Linked DNA regions of Homo sapiens: region 2 is linked to region 1. A link is a loop called in an ENCODE intact Hi-C map of the cell type or tissue named here. Cell type or tissue: PC-3. All regions are shown on one strand. Each heading gives the region's core, and the rest is flanking DNA. Links, peaks and the distances in the headings are about the cores only.

Evidence for each region. A loop is a pair of places that touch in the nucleus more often than their neighbours do. Peaks named below come from ENCODE experiments on the same cell type or tissue, not always from the same donor. Only the 100,000 strongest peaks of a DNase experiment are listed, where the experiment ranks them.
Region 2: a loop joins it to region 1, with 3 times the contacts of the local background. A loop is called at or near these places in 3 of 110 quality-filtered maps.

What each region holds. Positions count from the first base shown.
Region 1 is chr6:48,763,257-48,767,667 of GRCh38, reverse strand. No RefSeq gene overlaps it. Among named protein-coding and RNA genes, the nearest start is that of PTCHD4, 650 kb to the right of the region's middle. RefSeq lists an enhancer at 2,038-2,635. In PC-3, for the core only: CTCF peaks have their summits at 1,906 and 2,106 (motif pointing right); DNase peaks (open chromatin) are centred at 1,107 and 2,137; H3K27ac peaks cover 2,874 bases.
Region 2 is chr6:48,312,737-48,317,147 of GRCh38, reverse strand. No RefSeq gene overlaps it. Among named protein-coding and RNA genes, the nearest start is that of PTCHD4, 200 kb to the right of the region's middle. In PC-3, for the core only: no CTCF peak of the experiment used is centred there; no DNase peak of the experiment used is centred there.

The DNA.
Region 1 (4,411 bases), core at 204-4,203:
CCTCAAATGTAAAGTTTGTTATCAGGAATAATTTTCAACAAGAAATAAAACTTTAAAAGAAGGTGATTCTATAGTTATTAAAATATTGCTAGAAACATATTAAAGCAAGAAAATCAATCAAGAGATAAAGAACATCACTACATCAAGTGTTAAATCTTCCACAAACTATGAGTGGATGATTTACAAAACAAAATAAAATCTCAAAGACACTGGAACAAAAAGTTTCCCATGTATTGTTATATATTTTTCTCTATATTAGTTTGTTCTTGAAGAGAAATTGATGTAGAAAAATCTTAATCTCATACATGCTTCCTCAAAATGGAAAATTTGAAGTTATAAATATTGTATTGGATAATTATATTGGATGCATATAAGAGTGAAAACATTGATGTTATTAGCATTTCCAGTGCACACAAGATAGATCCTTGTATTCATGGTGTTATTTTTCAAGGTGTTCAAGCAAATGGAGGTGATGTATATTAATTGATAGAGTGGAAGTTGTGTAGTAACTTGGAATGTACTCCCTGCAGGTAAAGATGATTTATTTCACAATTTGCTCATTGCTTCATCTGTGGGATAAATAAATGAAGTTATTATTGAAAAGTATTATTAGGGCTCTAAAAAATGTAAGTCATGAGTAAAAGAACTTAAGCCTCAGAGTAGTAATGGTGAGATGGCAGCAAAAGGTGTCTAGATTTAATTTTAATGTCTTCTGAGTCTGAAAGTCTATATTTTTAAGCAGGGGAACATACACAGTATAAATACTTCTATAATATTCATATTTGTATATCAAGTATCTGTAGCATTGAGTACATTTTTTAGTGCTTCTCATTTCTTTTACCTGATGTTATGGTAATCTATTTACTAATAATATGAGCCCAAATTCACATGTACTATCCACTTGAGCAAAGCATTTAACCTGTATTTGTATTATCCTTAAAATAATTCTGTAGGATAGATTTTTTTTTAATTTTACTTTTTGGGAAACTCATGTTCACAGAATTTAAGTCCCTTGATGAAAATATCATAGCAAGTGACTGAGTCAGTTAAGGAAAGAAATCTGGACTTTGAATTCTGCTTTGTGTGACTCACATCTGGGTGTTTTTCACCCCATGGTACTTGGAACTCCCTTTGTGCAGGGCTACATATTACTCACTTGAATCAATTTCTCAACCTTACTTCACCTGTAATGCTACAGGTCAAATCTGCTGAATGGATATGTAATTGAGAAGAATCTGGCGGGCATAGTGATGTCGTGTTAGATAAAAACTTCGGGGATCCCTGTGTTCCAGCATGTTCTGGACCTAGATAATAGTATGACCTTGAATACATTATTTCACCTTCTTTGTGGGCATCAAATTCTTCAAGTACAAAAAAGGAAGTAGTTATTAAAATTACATCTGATCATGGTTTTGTAATCTAGAACTCTATAAATAGGAGCTATTAGTAGCAGGGATAAAATTAATAATCCCAGCACTGGTCTTTATTCCAAGTTTATCCTGTCACTGCCAATATGCCGGCCAATCCCTGTAGCCTCTACCTCTTGGGCTCAAGCTATCCTCCCAACTCAGCTCCCCAAAGTGCTGGGATTACAGGAGCAATCCCAGCAACATGTCTGGCTAACTGGCCAGTCTTTTAAACATTTTGTTCTGGGATACACACTTCTACCTTCAGTCTTGTATTTTCTTCTTAGAATGAGAGCAACAGAAAATGCTCTATGATAGTATGAAAAGGAGATAAAGAGTCTAACACATAAATCTGGAACTTGAGACCATTTCATACATTTTTTACTTGGTAATCTGTGCTTTTGGTAAGTCCCTCAAAAAGTACGAAGTGGCAAGGATAGCTCAAAGAGTTTAAAGCCTAATTTAGTGTTCCTTTTTTATTCCATGTTTATTGCAGCACTATTCACAATAGCTATGATTTGGAAGCAACCTAGGGTCCATCAATAGATAAATGAATGAAAAAAAATGTGATATATTGACTATTGTTTCTTAACACAGCCACAGCAGTATTTTTGTTTTCATTTGACAAAAACATTACATTGATGTAATTTGATACTGAAGACACATTTTTTTTCTCCATACTGGATATCCATATAAGCAGTAGGTGGCTCTCTTGAGCTATTCGTTCGAGCATTCGGAAGTCTGACTGCCCGGGGATTCAGCCACACTTGGTAGATGGCAATCCCCTGTAAATACCTTGGGAGGAAAGGCCACTAACTCGAGAAAATCCAGATTATTGTATTACTTTCTAAGTGCTCTAAATGTTAATGCTGTGTTTTTTAAAGATACGCTGGAAATATGAAAATACACAGATTATCTCTTCAATTAAAGAAAATAACTTGCCTATGTTTCCCTACCAGTTTTCCTGATTCAAGACATATGCATTACAATAGTGAATTTAAAATTCCTTTGAGGATAAAGAGCTAGAAAAGATTAAGAAATTCATTGAACTACCCATCTGTTTTAGGTTTTTCTGTCCTCATATGCTTGACTGTGATAAGAAGATGGAAGTAAATGAATTGTAAATCGCACTGTTAACATTTAAAGTTTTACCAAATAAGGGTGGTTATTTTTCCTTTATTACATCAATGCTTTGTGTGGTGATTGCTATTCATAGTTGGAAATCCCAGCCAGGCTATAGAAGATTTTAGGTTTTATATTTTAAAATTTTTATATGTAGAAGGCAGAAAATGGTTTCATATTTTCTCTCTGCTAGCAGGTTATTTTTAAAATATAGAACTCTGCATGTGTTTAGTGGCACCACACCCCTCACTTTGTTATGCAACACTATGAGCAGGTAGTGGTAGGGTTTCCTATATTAAGTTTCAGAATTTTATTACCTATCAAGTGTCAGAAAGTTGCTGCCAAGATCATTAAAATCTACACAATAAATAGAGTAAAACTAATTCAACAGTAAAAAAACACATGCAATTGCCAAATCAGAGTTCCCAATATTAAATAACTTCAGAAACCAGACACATAATAAAGACGAGTGAAGCACATCGGGTAATGAAAGGAATGGGAAGGATACGGAGAAATGGAGACTTCTGTTGTGCCTGACCGTATTACTTATCAAAAGCTTTAAATCTGTATTCCGATGAAACTAAATGTATCCGGCCACAGTCTTATTGTTGAATACATGTTTGCAGCTCATGTAGGAAGGGTAGAAGAATCTGGGCTCTTGCCTGGACTCTCTGCTTTGTTTGGTTGTTTTAAATATAAAGTGCTGATATGAGAACAACCAGCTGTAGGCATACACTTATAATCAGCTACAGGAAATCTGGATAGATAAGACCCAGATGAAATTAAATAGAGAATAATAGTTCAAATGGGACACATTGAGACAGATTATTTCCTAATTAAAGTAGTTTGTTGTGTTTCTGAAGTTATTTCAATAAACTAGTATTCTGGTTTTCATCAGAAAATAACTATCACTTAAAAGAAATGGCTACTTCATCATATATTCTGGAAAGTTCCAGCTTTCTCATAGGTAATATAAGTTTTGTTTATTAGAGTTCAGTAGAGTGCTGGACAGTCTGCTATTTCTATACATAAGGAGAGCATTTTAAAAATGAAAGAAAGAATCCTCAGACCAACTTTAATCTTCTGGATGAGTCTACTAAGTTTCAGTTAGGTTAGAGAAATAATCTAAGAGCAAAATTTTAAAAAAGTGATTAGAACATTTGTTTCTTAATTTTATGCCCATAGTGTTACCAGACTTGTGGTTATATGCAAAATATAAAACATCTGCTATATTCTTCCTTACTTCACGACTTTGCAAGACAACAGTTCCATGCAAAAATAACGACACAGGTTTATATAGTTGGAAAAGCCATCATGTTCCACTAAATACCATCAATATTGGTAACTTGCATACAGCCAAGGCAACACTTACCTATAGTAACACAATTTTACCTGTGTGCTGGCAATTCCATTAGACATAACCCCTTCAGATATAGAGACTTCCTGTCAAGGCAGAGAATGACATCCCCTTGAAATAGACAGGCTGGGTACAGACTTTGTTTCGTGAGATTCATGTGTAAGATCATACACACACTCAGTACTTACTGGAAAATGATATTTAATAAGTCCTTCAAACTCAGACCTTTAGTTAAAGTTAACATACAAAATTCTTCAAATTTAATGATGTAATCATATGCTTGAAATTCTCCAAATTCAGTTATGCATTCCAATCTCTTCACATTAAGGCACGTATAATAAAGGATACTATTTGTAGAGCAGACTAGGACCCACCTCATGGTCAGACACTCTTGTAAAAGAGACACTCTGAGCTAAAGGTAGCTGTATTTCAGAACAATTGATGCAATGGCTCCACATTCCTTAGCCTGCTTCTTTACTTAAATAACACTCTGCATTTGAAAATCATAGCTCATGTATTATTGCAT
Region 2 (4,411 bases), core at 114-4,113, 450 kb after region 1:
TACTGGAAATGGCAAAGCTTTGAATGTAGAAATCTTATCAAATATATTCCCTATTTTAGTAGAAATGAGCAGCCAGATAAATTTTCCTGGAAAGTGTAGGAAACTCTATGCCATGAAGGGGCTTATCCAGAGGAAAGAAAAGGAAGCTAGTAGAATAAATCCTAATCCCATTCATTTTCCAGTTTTGTCCACAGGTATCTACAATGAAAGAAGGGTAAATAGATAGATAATCATACTGACATAGAGAAAGACTAATTTTGAAAGCCTCCAACATTTTTTTAAAAATTTAATTTTTTTTTTGCATTAAGCTCCCTTTTATTTATCTGTGTTACCTTTTGTCTCTAAAACTCAACAGGCACCATATTCCATCTAGTCTATTTTTTAATTATACTTTAAGTTTTAGGGTACTATGCAGCCATAAAAAAAGATGAGTTCATGTCCTTTGTAGAGACATGGATGAAGCTGGAAACCATCATTCTCAGCAAACTATCGCAAGGACGAAAAACCAAAAACCGCATGTTCTCACTCATAGGTGGGAATTGAACAATGAGAACACAAAGACACAGGAAGGGGAACATCACACACTGGGGCCTGTTGTGGGGTGGGGGGAGTGGGGAGGGATAGCATTTGGAAAAATTTAAATCTTAAAAAGAAAACTTCACTTGGATGGAAATTTTATAGTATCTCCTTTTAATTCCCATTGCCATCTGGCATTAAGTTCCTGAAGATAACAATTATTTTAAGTAAGCATTGCTACCTTCCCTATGCTATCATCACCACCACCAGATTCTCCTACCAAAAGTAGAGAGAGAATGACTTTTCATTTTTTGGTCCCTGAAACTTTTATTCTTTAATATATTTTTATTGTAGAATAGTTAGAAAAGTGGCAAAGACAAAATAGAGAGTCCCTGTATAACCTGACCCTAATTGTTTGTGGTTGACATTTCCCTGGAGCATTAAGGTGAAATGTCACATTAACATTGAGTAATATGGTACTCTACTCAGAATGACCTTTAAAGGTAATAACCAAGCCAGCATTCTCTTGGTTTCTCTGTGGTATTTATTCTTTGTGAAAAGAAGTCATAAAAAAAAAAAGTGTGAATGGGGCCTTTCCAAAATTCAGTCAGCTTAATAGGCCTTATTCACGAGAAAGGTTGTATGAGTAGGTTACAGAATAAAATACATCTCATCTTTCCTATATGTTTCTTAATGTCTCAATTTAATCCTTCCTGGAGATTCCCTTTTCCTGTCCAAGTATCTTGTCCGTGGAAACTGAAGCCTCAGAACTAGTATGACACCATCTACAGTTCCAGCTGTTTCTGATTCCGGAAAGACAGCTTAAACCCCATCCTGATGAACATTTCGTGTGTATGTGGTCGGGGGGTGAGGTGAGAGGGTAAATCTTTACTCCATAAAGGTAATGAAGTAAAACTTCACACAAAAATATAAAAAAGAAGTGTTCAGAAAAGAATATTTATAATATAGAATTAAACTAGGAATATTCCGTCTAATTAAACAGTTACTGAATCTCAGTTTTTCCCCAAATTACCATATCAGTTGTAATGTGACTTAAGAGAAGGCAAAAATAGCAGCTGCTTCGAGGCTACCCCAGGTGGTGGCTTTGGCAAATGTCAGGGAAGGTGGCCACAGCTGTAGGGTCTCTGCACTTTTGGCCCATCTAGAACTCTAAAGAGATGAAATTACTAGGTGCTCTGTGGTTCTCCTCAAAGGCTTTCATGCCCTGTGGGACAGTGGTTAAGGATACTCTGTGTGTGTGTTTGAAACTTGGGGAAACTCAAGTAGCTGCCTAACGAAAAGTTTCACAGCTTGTGTTATCCCGCTATCAGATTCCTACCAATCTGCACTTGATAAACAATTGGGGAACCAGCCACCTTCTGTAATATGGGCAGTAGAGCAGGAGAAATGTAAGCTGAATCTATTTGTGTTTATTCTGACCCACCACTTAGTGCATTTGTGTTTATAAATTCCTGAGCATGTGGGGAACCTCAGTGATTCAGAGTTGCCAGAGGTTTCTGTATTGCCCCAGGCTCAAAAATACCTGCTGAGTCCGTCTTCTCATTCAGGTAAACAAATTGCTTTCTTAAAAATTAAAAAGAAATAAATAAAATAAACTTTTGAATATTTTGGACCATTAGACGTTCAAACCTTAGTGTTTATTATAAATTATTTTAAAGAAATCACTTTGTTCTCATACACTGTTTTGGAATCAGATACTCATTTAAATTATGTAATTTCAACTGTCAGCTCGCTGCATTCCTCTTGTGGTGTGATCATCTTGACATATGGGTTGTCATTTTATTGTTTAAACAAATATTTTCACGTGTTCCAAGACCATCAAATGTATGCTACATGCATAATTATTTGTGTCCTGTTCAACTATCCTGTTCTAGTGACTACATTAGAGATGTGGTAGTTCTTCTCTACCCAGGTATCTCCCTGAAGGATTTTCCGGGATAATTTTGAACACAGGTTATTTTTCCTGATATGGTGGTCTTTGACATCGTTCCCTCAAAAGCTGGAACACCCCTTCACTCTAGACACTAAATCACCTAGCAGGGAGCACAGAGATCAAGCTGGATCTTGAAGTGCTAATGATAATGGTCACCTGAGGTGCTCAAAGAATTAGATTGAATGGACCTGGTATTCTGAGGAACAGGAAAGGAAAGGGAGTGGGAGACCCAGGAAGGAAGGGCAAGTTTTACATGGAGGAAAAGAATGAAACAATAAGGGTATTCTGGAATTTGAAAATAGTGTGAGTGGGAGGTAGATCTGTAGTGCCACCAACTCAGCCCTAGTTCATACTTAGTACAAATTGCTTGTGAAAAATTGTCCCCTACCTATGGAATTCAAAGATAAAGAAATTGAGATAAACACAAAACAAACATGCAAATACATTTTTTAATCATCATAAAGCAAGAGAAAGAAATAGAAAGCACATCAAGATAAAATGAAGGCAGTGGCCTCGGAATTTTTTTTTAATAAGTGAAAAATATTCTAGCATTAAGGTTTTTTCATAAAGAAATAATGTTTAAAAGCATAAAGATATTCGTTATGAGTCTGAACATTATTTTTAAAACATTTTTAACAACTAACATATCCCATGGCGTGCAAGGAATTAGAGGGTGTTGAGACAGAAAAGTGTCCTGTCACTAAGTCTAGGGTTTTCTACAGTTTTTATAGTGTTAGCTCCCTAGACACGTCCCTTTTACCAGTATGTTTTTTTTAATACTGCTATGTCCTTTTCTTGTCCCACACTGCCACCCCAGTCTAGAAGTCTGTTTTCAAAAGAGAAGTGGGTTCATTATGCCTGGCGTTAATTTTTGCTACCTAAAACTTCTAAGCACTAACTGATTTTGTATAATTAAATGCAAGTGTAAATTTGGTGTCTGCTCATTAAACATATTAATTTAATTCTTATCTTTGCTATATACTGCAAATAACGGAAACTTATATTATGCTTTGAGGTTTTTAAAGTTATTCCTCATGCTTCATTTCATTTGATTTCAAAATAGTTGTGAAAAAAAGGTAGGACACCAGCTCTGTATTTTTTCCATAGGTCAGCGAGATACAGGGGGCAGAAATTCATGTGATACAATAAAGTGATGAAAATAAACTCTGAACCAAATTATCCTTTCACTTGTTCCATGAATATTTTCTGAATCCTCCTTTTTTGAGAAAAAGCAATAGAGAAAAGCAAGATGGTTATCACCTGGAAACAATCTCGTGAGGCAGAGTGTCATTGAATATAAAACTGACAGTACACAAAAGACTGTAAGGAAGAAAAACAGAGTGTGATGGATGTGAGTAACAGGTTGTATTAGTTTCCTATTGCTGATGTAACAAACCACCACAAACTTAGTGGCTTAAATAATACAAATGTATTATCTCACTGTTCCATAAATCGAAGTCTCACGTGGGTCTCAATGAGATAAAATGAAGATGTTTACAGGTCTGCATTCCTTCTGTGGGTTCTACACATAATTCCCTTTTCCTGTTTTTTTAATATTCTAAAGATTGCCCGAATTTATTGGCTCCCAGCCTTCTTCCATCTTACAGGCCAGCAATGCTGAATTGAGCTCTTCTCACCATCACCGTGAGCTCCTGCCTCTTCCTCCTTCTATTTTAAAGGAACTTTGTGATTACATCAGGCCCACCTGGAGAGTCCAGGATAATCTCTTTATGCAAGTTCAGCTGATTTGCAACCTCAATTTTATCTGTAACCTTAATTCCCCTTTGCCATAAAACCTAGAATATTCACAAGTTATAAAAATTAAGACGTAAACATAATTTGGGAGCTATTAATCTGTGTGCCACACAAGTGAACCAATTACTTCCTAGAGATCATTAGTTAGATGAAAGGTGGGAGTAGAATGACATTCTATGAAATAGC